2 separate regions of the Mus musculus genome follow, and region 1 is linked to region 2. The links are chromatin contacts, found by POLR2A ChIA-PET in ENCODE. All regions are on one chromosome and are shown on one strand. The core of a region is the stretch at or near the end of the contact, and the rest is flanking DNA. Distances in the headings are between cores, read along the strand shown. Region 1 holds the start of Borcs6 (BLOC-1 related complex subunit 6). Region 2 holds the start of Pfas (phosphoribosylformylglycinamidine synthase (FGAR amidotransferase)).

Region 1 (3,733 bases), core at 1,166-3,665, 51 kb after region 2:
TCACAACCATCTGTAATGGGTTAATATGTAATGGTGGGCAGCTACAGTGTAATCATATATATAAATTAAGTCTTTTTTTTTTCCTTTTTGATTTTTTGAGACAGGGTTTCTCTGTATAATCCTGGCTGACCTGGAACTCACTCTGTAGACCAGGCTGGCCTCGAACTCAGAAATCCACCTGCCTCTGCCTCCCGAGTGCTGGGATTAAAGGCGTGCGCCACCATGCCCGGCTTAAGTCCTTTTTTTTTTTTTTTTTTTTTTTTTTTTTTAAAGCAGCTTGTGTTTAAAAGTATAAGGAGGGTTGGTTGGGACTGAGAAGTCAGGAGAATAGAGAATTAAACAAAAAAGAAGTTGCTGTGGTCATGGTGTCTCTTTTATAGCAATTGAAACCCAAACTAAGACAGGTACTTAGACAGGGAAATAGAATATACTGTTATGGAGAGCCAAAGGGGAAACTAGGAGGATTAAATGGATCAAGGAAGGAAGGAAGGAAGGAAGGTAAAGGAGGAAATATGGGGAGGGACAGCTAACACTAAAGGACATTTAAAACCATATGGAAACCTACTATAGAGGCTCCCTAAGACATGTACATATACAAAAGGAATCTAAATGGAGTCACCAAATAGGGAAGACAATGTCCCAACTAAACCTTATGACACCAACTAAAATCTCCACTATCACACCAAATGTCATCTTATTTTGCACACCTTTGGCATGAAGAAGAGGAGGAGAAAGTAATTATAGTAGCAGTAGTAATAGTAGTAGAAAACAAAAGACTTGCAAAAGATGGCTTCTTTTGAAGGAAAAAGAGCTCAAGAAACGAGCAAGGAACACAAGAATAAAGACAGGGCTGGGCATGGTGCCGCACGCCTTTAATCCCAGCACTTGGGAGGCAGAGGCAGGCGAATTTCTGAGTTTGAAGCCAGCCTGGTCTACAAAGGCCCAGGGCTACACAGAGAAACCCTGTCTCGAAAAACAAACAAACAAACAAAACAAAACAAATTTAAAAAAGAATAAAGACAGGGTGAAGGGATGCAAAAAAAAAAAAAAAAAAACAGGAAGATTCTGCAATTACTAGCCACAGTGATTGTGCACACTTTCCACACAGGATTCAGTTTCAAAAACAGGAACAGGTGTCCTTCTGCCTTTAACCCCAGCCAGAACTTGGGAGGCAGAAGCAGAAAGATCTCTGTGATGTGAGTTTGAGGGCAGCCTGGTCTACAAAGCTACTTCCAGGACAGCCGGGGGTATACAAAGATTCTAAACCAAGGAAGAATATTAATTCATTGTTTTGCTAACTAGAAGGGTCCCAGAGCTTTGGCTGTGTTGCAGTTGACGACTTTTCTACCATTTGATTCCTGTCCCACGGCCCTTGGAAAGACTCTCCATCTGTTACAGAAACCACAGTGCCCTGGGAATGTGGCCCGGGGGTCCTGAATCTTCGATCTGGATGTTGTTAATCCTCTCCCTTCTCATTTATTTTAGCCCTGGTGTCTTCTCTCTGTCCTTCCCCCACACTCCGTACCCCAGCGTTTCTTGTTTATATCAAACCTCTTTGCCTCTGAGGTTTCCTCCCTCTGTCAGCAAGCTGAGTTGATGCCCTTGATAGTTCCCATCAGAGACCTTTCCCGACCGAGGCCTCATCTAACTAGTCCTTCTTACTCTCAATCACAGCCCTTTATTTTCCCGAGCGTGCTTATCAAAACGTCTGATTCTTTCACCTATGGAATATTTTCTCTTGTGACAACAAACAAACAAACAACCCTCAATATTATCCTCCAATGAGAGAAATGCTCTACGCAGAGGGGACAGGAGGCCGAAGAGTGACAAAAGCACAGGAAAGTCCACGACCTGCAATTCCCCTGCACAGTGAGTCACTCTGGGCGCTTCAACGATCAGTCTGTCAATGTTTCAAGGATGGAACCAATCAGCCCCGTTCCGCTGGGAATTCCGGCTTTCTCTCTCTTGGCGCTGCTGTTTTTCTTTCTCGGTTTTCTAGCTCGGTTCGGTCCAACCCTGAGCATCCAAGAACCCCTAGAGCTTCCAAAAACGATCCCCGGTGGAGTGCGACTGCTCGGCGGTAATTCCGGACGACACCACCGTGGACATAGAGCCTAAGCTCCGCCCCGGTGGGACTCCGGCGCTCCGGGGCTCGGGTCTTTTAAGACCCGCCCCCTCAACTTTCCGAAGGGGCGGGGCCCCGCGCACAGCTGTCACCCCGGAGCTGCCACCCGACTGGCTTTCACTTGTGTTCTGCAGTTCAATAACAGCCCTCCTCCCGGAACTTCCTGGGGTGGCGACCAATCACAGAGCTCTTCCTGTCCGGACCATTATCATCCGGCTGCCAATCGGCGCGCCTCCGCCAACGCCCCTTAAAGGCGCCGCCGCTGACCGGGGAGCCCGGCGGACGACTCGCGGTTCCGGCCCCCACCCTCAGTATGGAGGCCGCCCAGGGGCGGCTCGGGCCGGAGCCGGAGCTTTCGGTCGGAGCTGAGCACCAGGCCGCGACTTTCAGCGGCAGGCCGTCCCGAACGCCCTCGAAGCCGCCCTCAGTCCGGACGCTGTCCGGGGAGGAAGAGGCTGAGAGCGTTGGGGTCTCGAGCCGTCATCCCCGAGCGTCCCCAAAGACTTGGAGCGGCAGCATCGCCCATGGGCCGGAGCTGGACACTTGGGAGGACAAGCCGAGCTCCCGGGCGACGCCGTCAGGGGCCCGGGGACGCCGGGGGGTGCCAGGTTCCGAGCACGCCCCGCCCCCGTCCTCCTGGTACCCGGAGCCGGAGCCCAGCGAGGATCAGCCCTCCGCTCTGAGGGTCTGCCGTCGAGGGAGCCCCGGAGGCGTCGAGATGAATGTGGAGCTGCCGCAGCAAGAGGGTGACGACGACGACGACGAGGACGAAGAGGCGGCGGCGGGTAGGGCTGGCCGCTCCTTCCCCAGCCGCCTTCAGGACAGCCGCAGCCTGGACGGGCTGAGTGGGGCGTGCGGTGGAGGGGGGTCTTCATCCAGTGGCGAGACCGGCGCGGGCGGAGGACGTCGCGCCACTATCTCCAGCCCCCTAGAGCTGGAGGGCACGGTGAGCCGCCACGGCGACCTTACTCACTTTGTGGCCAACAACCTACAACTCAAGATCCGACTGAGTGGCGCCCCACCACCCGTTCCCCCTGCCTCTGTGCGGCCCTGCCTAACGCCCGCACCCACCCCCACCATCCCTCCCATCGACCCGGACGTGCTGAGGGATCTGGAGCGGCTGAGTCGCGAGCTGGGCGGCCGGGTAGACCGTCTGCTTCGCGGGCTGGGTGGTGCGGTGCAAGAGCTGACAGCGTTGAGTGTGGGCTGTATCCAGACCTACCGCGACGCGGTGGACTCCTTAGGTGAAGCCGTGGACATGAGCATTAAGGGCATGTACACCTTACTTGCGCGCTGCGAGGAGCTGGAACGGGCTTTGCAACCGGTTCAGGGGCTGGCACGCCAAGTCCGAGATATCCGACGCACGCTGGAGGTGTTGGAGGCCCTATGCAAGTGACCAGGAGCATAGAGGAGAGACCATGCGTAACCTGGCCAGACCAGGGTCCAGTAGGACCCTCAGGATTCTTCAAAGAGCCCTGGTGGAAACTGCTTGCTGAGGGGATGCCTGTACGTTAGAGGTTCTTCCACAAGCGTTTAGGAGGCCTGTGCCCATTCTAAGCCTATGGAGTGTGAATGGGGAAGTTGTGAGGATTCTCCTGGTGAAAAGGG
Region 2 (3,575 bases), core at 250-2,749:
AGGCATAGGATTCAGTGACAAAGCACTTGCCTAGCACGTGCAAGGCCTGACGTTCAATCCACAGAACTAGAAAAAGTAAGACTGACGCCAACCTTAACTACTCTTTTCCCTCAATCTCTCCATATAATCACTCTCCATATAACAACTCTACTTCCACACATACATTAAATCTCTTGCCTTTTCAGGTCTATCACCTCCTGAGTCCACGGCACCACTATCATTCATTTGGACTGATCAGCGTATTGTTTTCTCTGTTGCTGTTGTTTTATGAGGAAAAGGTCAGGTTATCATATAGCCCAGGCTGGTCTGGAAATCAGTCTTCTTGCCACTGCCTTCTAATGTGGAGCCTACCTAGGGGCATGCATCACCACACCCAATTGCACCGAATTCTTCAATGGTCTGATTCCACTACTGCACAACCACATCCTATTTGCCACAGACAGTGAAAAGACCATGACTTCTACACTGGTGAGGTGGCTTAATGAATAAACACTTGCCTCTGCTAGGCATGGTGGTACGGGCTCTGAATCCCAGCAAAGGAAGGTGAATCTCAGGATTTCAGGATTTACATAGAGTTGCAAGTCAATCAGGGCTGTAAAATGAGACCGTTTCAAAAAAACAAAATCAACCAACCAACCACACGAGTTGTTAAATGAACAGACCCTTTATTCCCATCACACCTCAGTTCCCTGCCTCCATACAGTCCTCCTTTAAAAAAAAAAAAAAAGCAAAGGTGGCACATGCCTTTAATCCCAGGAGGCAGAGGCAGGTGAATCTCTCTGAGTTAAAGGCTGGCCAGGACATCCAGGGTTACACAGAGAAACACCCAGGGTCTCATTTAGCTCAGGCTGACCTCTAAATAGCTATATAACTGAGGGTAATTTCTAGTCCTTCTACTCCCAAAACCTCGAGTGCTGTAATTTCTCGTGTTCTTCACAACACCTGATTTATGAGGTTGTAAGACTCGAACCCAGGACCCTGAGCTACATCTGCAGCCCTCTGCAGTTATTTCGTCTATCATTCCCAGCGAAATGTAAGTTTCAGAAATATCGGAACCGGGTTTTATTTCGGCACTGTATTCCCAACGACTAGTATGGTGCCTGATACAAAGCAGGTGGTCTTCACATTTTTCTGATGAATGAATGGTTGGATGAATGAATGAATGAATGAATGGATGGATGAATGAGACCATGAGATGAGGCTATTTCAGGGATGGATGAATGAGACCATGAGATGAGGCTATTTCAGTCTGGTCGTCCACCTACACCGAGTGCCTGCAGAACACGCGCTCCAACAGATGCTCTACCCAAGGCATGTGGATCCAGATGGACCCAACCCGCCCTAATGGGGAAAACGACGCGGCCTGGATTCGGTTTGAATGTGTGAGCAATGGAACCGCATCAGGAAGCGAACTCAGGGAAGGACGCGTAGGTTGTACTCACCTGAAGCCCGCCAGTTTGCGCCAGAGACCCACGAGTCCTTGGCGCGCGCTCGTTGTACGTCATCAGAGAGCGCCACCGCCGGAGAAGCGATTCGCGCGGGCCGGCTGTGGGCGGTGCCAAGGCTCCCCGCGGTGGGTTGGGGCTGTTTGAGTGACAAACCTGAATCTCTTTTAGAAGTCCAAGCCTGTAATCCCAGCACTGGGAGGCCAGAGCAGACAGGAGTATCTTTGAATTCTAGACTAGTCTGGTCCACATAGCAAGTTCGAGGCCAGCCAAGGATGTACAGAGAAACCCTCTGTCAAAAAGACAAAACAGGGGCTGGTGAGGGCTCAGCAGGTAAGAGCACTGACTGCTCTTCCAAAGGTCCTGAGTTCAAGCAACCACATGGTGGCTCACAACCATCCGCAATGAGATCTGATGCCCTCTTCTGGTGTGTCTGAAGACAGCTACAGTGTACTTACATATAACAATAAATAAATCTTAAAAAAAAAAAAAAGACAAAACAAAATTCAAAAAAGAGAAGACGCCTCGAATTTGAAATATCACTTGAGAAAATGTTATTTTATTGATCACTGAAAGTGCCTTACGGCTGGAGGTGACTCTTAACTTGTTGTCAAGTTGACACACAAAACCATCCAGTACACTAGCCTAAATTACATTTAAAAAGTTAACGTGTAAAACTGTTTTGGCTCTCTGTATTTTTCTCCCTTCTGCCTTCTTTGTTTATGCAAGATAAATTGGTTTTCCAAGGTCATTTAATTTAGAACTTCTGTTACTTTGACCTTAATAGAATGTAACAGTCTGAGATTCTCAGACTAATGTAAAATCTAGGCAAAGTACCCCAAAACCCTTTTTAAAACAAAACAAACAAAAGAAAGAAAATTCTTTGTGTAGCTTTGGCTGCCCCAGAACTAGCCCTGTAGACCAGGATGGCCTCCAACTCACCGAGACTCAAGACTGGGATTACAGGCCTGGGCAACCACTGCCCCCTTCACAAAACAGCCTTTTAAAAGACCCTATGCAATACAATACAGCCAGCCTAAGACCTGCAACAGCAAGAAACAAGAGACAATGTTTAAATAGATTTTGGAAATGAAATTTAGGTTCCTTTTATTTATTCAAGATTTATTTATTTTATGTGAGTACAGTGTTGTTCTCTTCAGACACACCAGAAGAGAGCATCAAATCTCATAACAGACGATTGTGAGCCACCATGTGAGTGCTGGGAATTGAACTCAGGACCTCTGGAAGAGCAGTCAGTGCTCTTAACAGCTGAGCCATCTCTCCAGCAGCTCCTTTCTTTATTAAGCTGGTAAATTTATTTATATTGCTCTGTCTTCTGAAAGTAAAGACTTCATCTCTATATACATAGAAAGGCTATGAGACTATATGTGGCATATATGGATATGAGAGTATGTGTGCATATACATATATGTATTTTAAAGATTTACTTATTTATTTATTATATGTTAGTACACTGTAGGTGTCTGCACACACTCCAGAAGAGGGTGTCAGATCTCATTACCCGTGGTTGTGAGCCACCTTGTACTTGCTGGGATTTGAACTCAGGACCTTCGGGATAGTAGTCAGTGCTCTGAATCACTGAGCCATCTCTCCAGCTCTATTTTTTATTTATTATTATTATTTAGTTATTTATTATTATTTTATGTATTATTATTTTATTATTTATTTTATTATTATTTAGTTATTTATTATTATTTTATGTATTATTATTTTATTATTTATTTTATTATTATTTATTTACTTCATATATTCAGACAGATCTCATTTCAGGTGATTGTGAGCCACCATGTGGTTGCTGGGATTTGAACTCAGGACCTCTGGAAGAGCAGTCAGTGCTCCGAACTGCTGAGCCACCTCTCCAGCCCCTATTATTATTTTTTTTCAAGACAGGTTTTCTCTGTGTAGCCGTGGCTGCCTGGCTTTTTTTTTTTTTTTTTTAATTAGGAAGAATTTTTATGTGATAAAATGTTGCCAAAGCATGGTGCTTCACTCCTGTAATCACACTTGGGAAGTAGAGGCATGAGGATCAGAAATTCAAGGTCATTTTTGGCTACATAGCATAAGGTAAACCTGGACTACATGAAGCCCCACTCTAAAACAAGAAACAAA

What was found. ChIA-PET counts read pairs that join two places held with the same protein, here RNA polymerase II (POLR2A).
Region 1: POLR2A ChIA-PET joins it to region 2 with 28 read pairs in Patski. The contact joins the promoter of Borcs6 here to the promoter of Pfas in region 2. POLR2A ChIA-PET finds 5 or more read pairs at or near these places in 4 of 5 experiments (Patski and embryonic stem cell).

Annotation. Positions count from the first base shown.
Region 1 is chr11:69,057,360-69,061,092 of GRCm38, forward strand. Borcs6 (BLOC-1 related complex subunit 6) reads left to right here and starts at 2,416. Exons shown (of 1, transcript NM_028005.3): 1 at 2,416-3,733. The coding sequence starts at 2,439. The coding sequence ends at 3,521.
Region 2 is chr11:69,006,961-69,010,535 of GRCm38, forward strand. It overlaps Pfas (phosphoribosylformylglycinamidine synthase (FGAR amidotransferase)), which reads right to left and starts at 1,500. Exons shown (of 28, transcript NM_001159519.1): 1 at 1,443-1,500.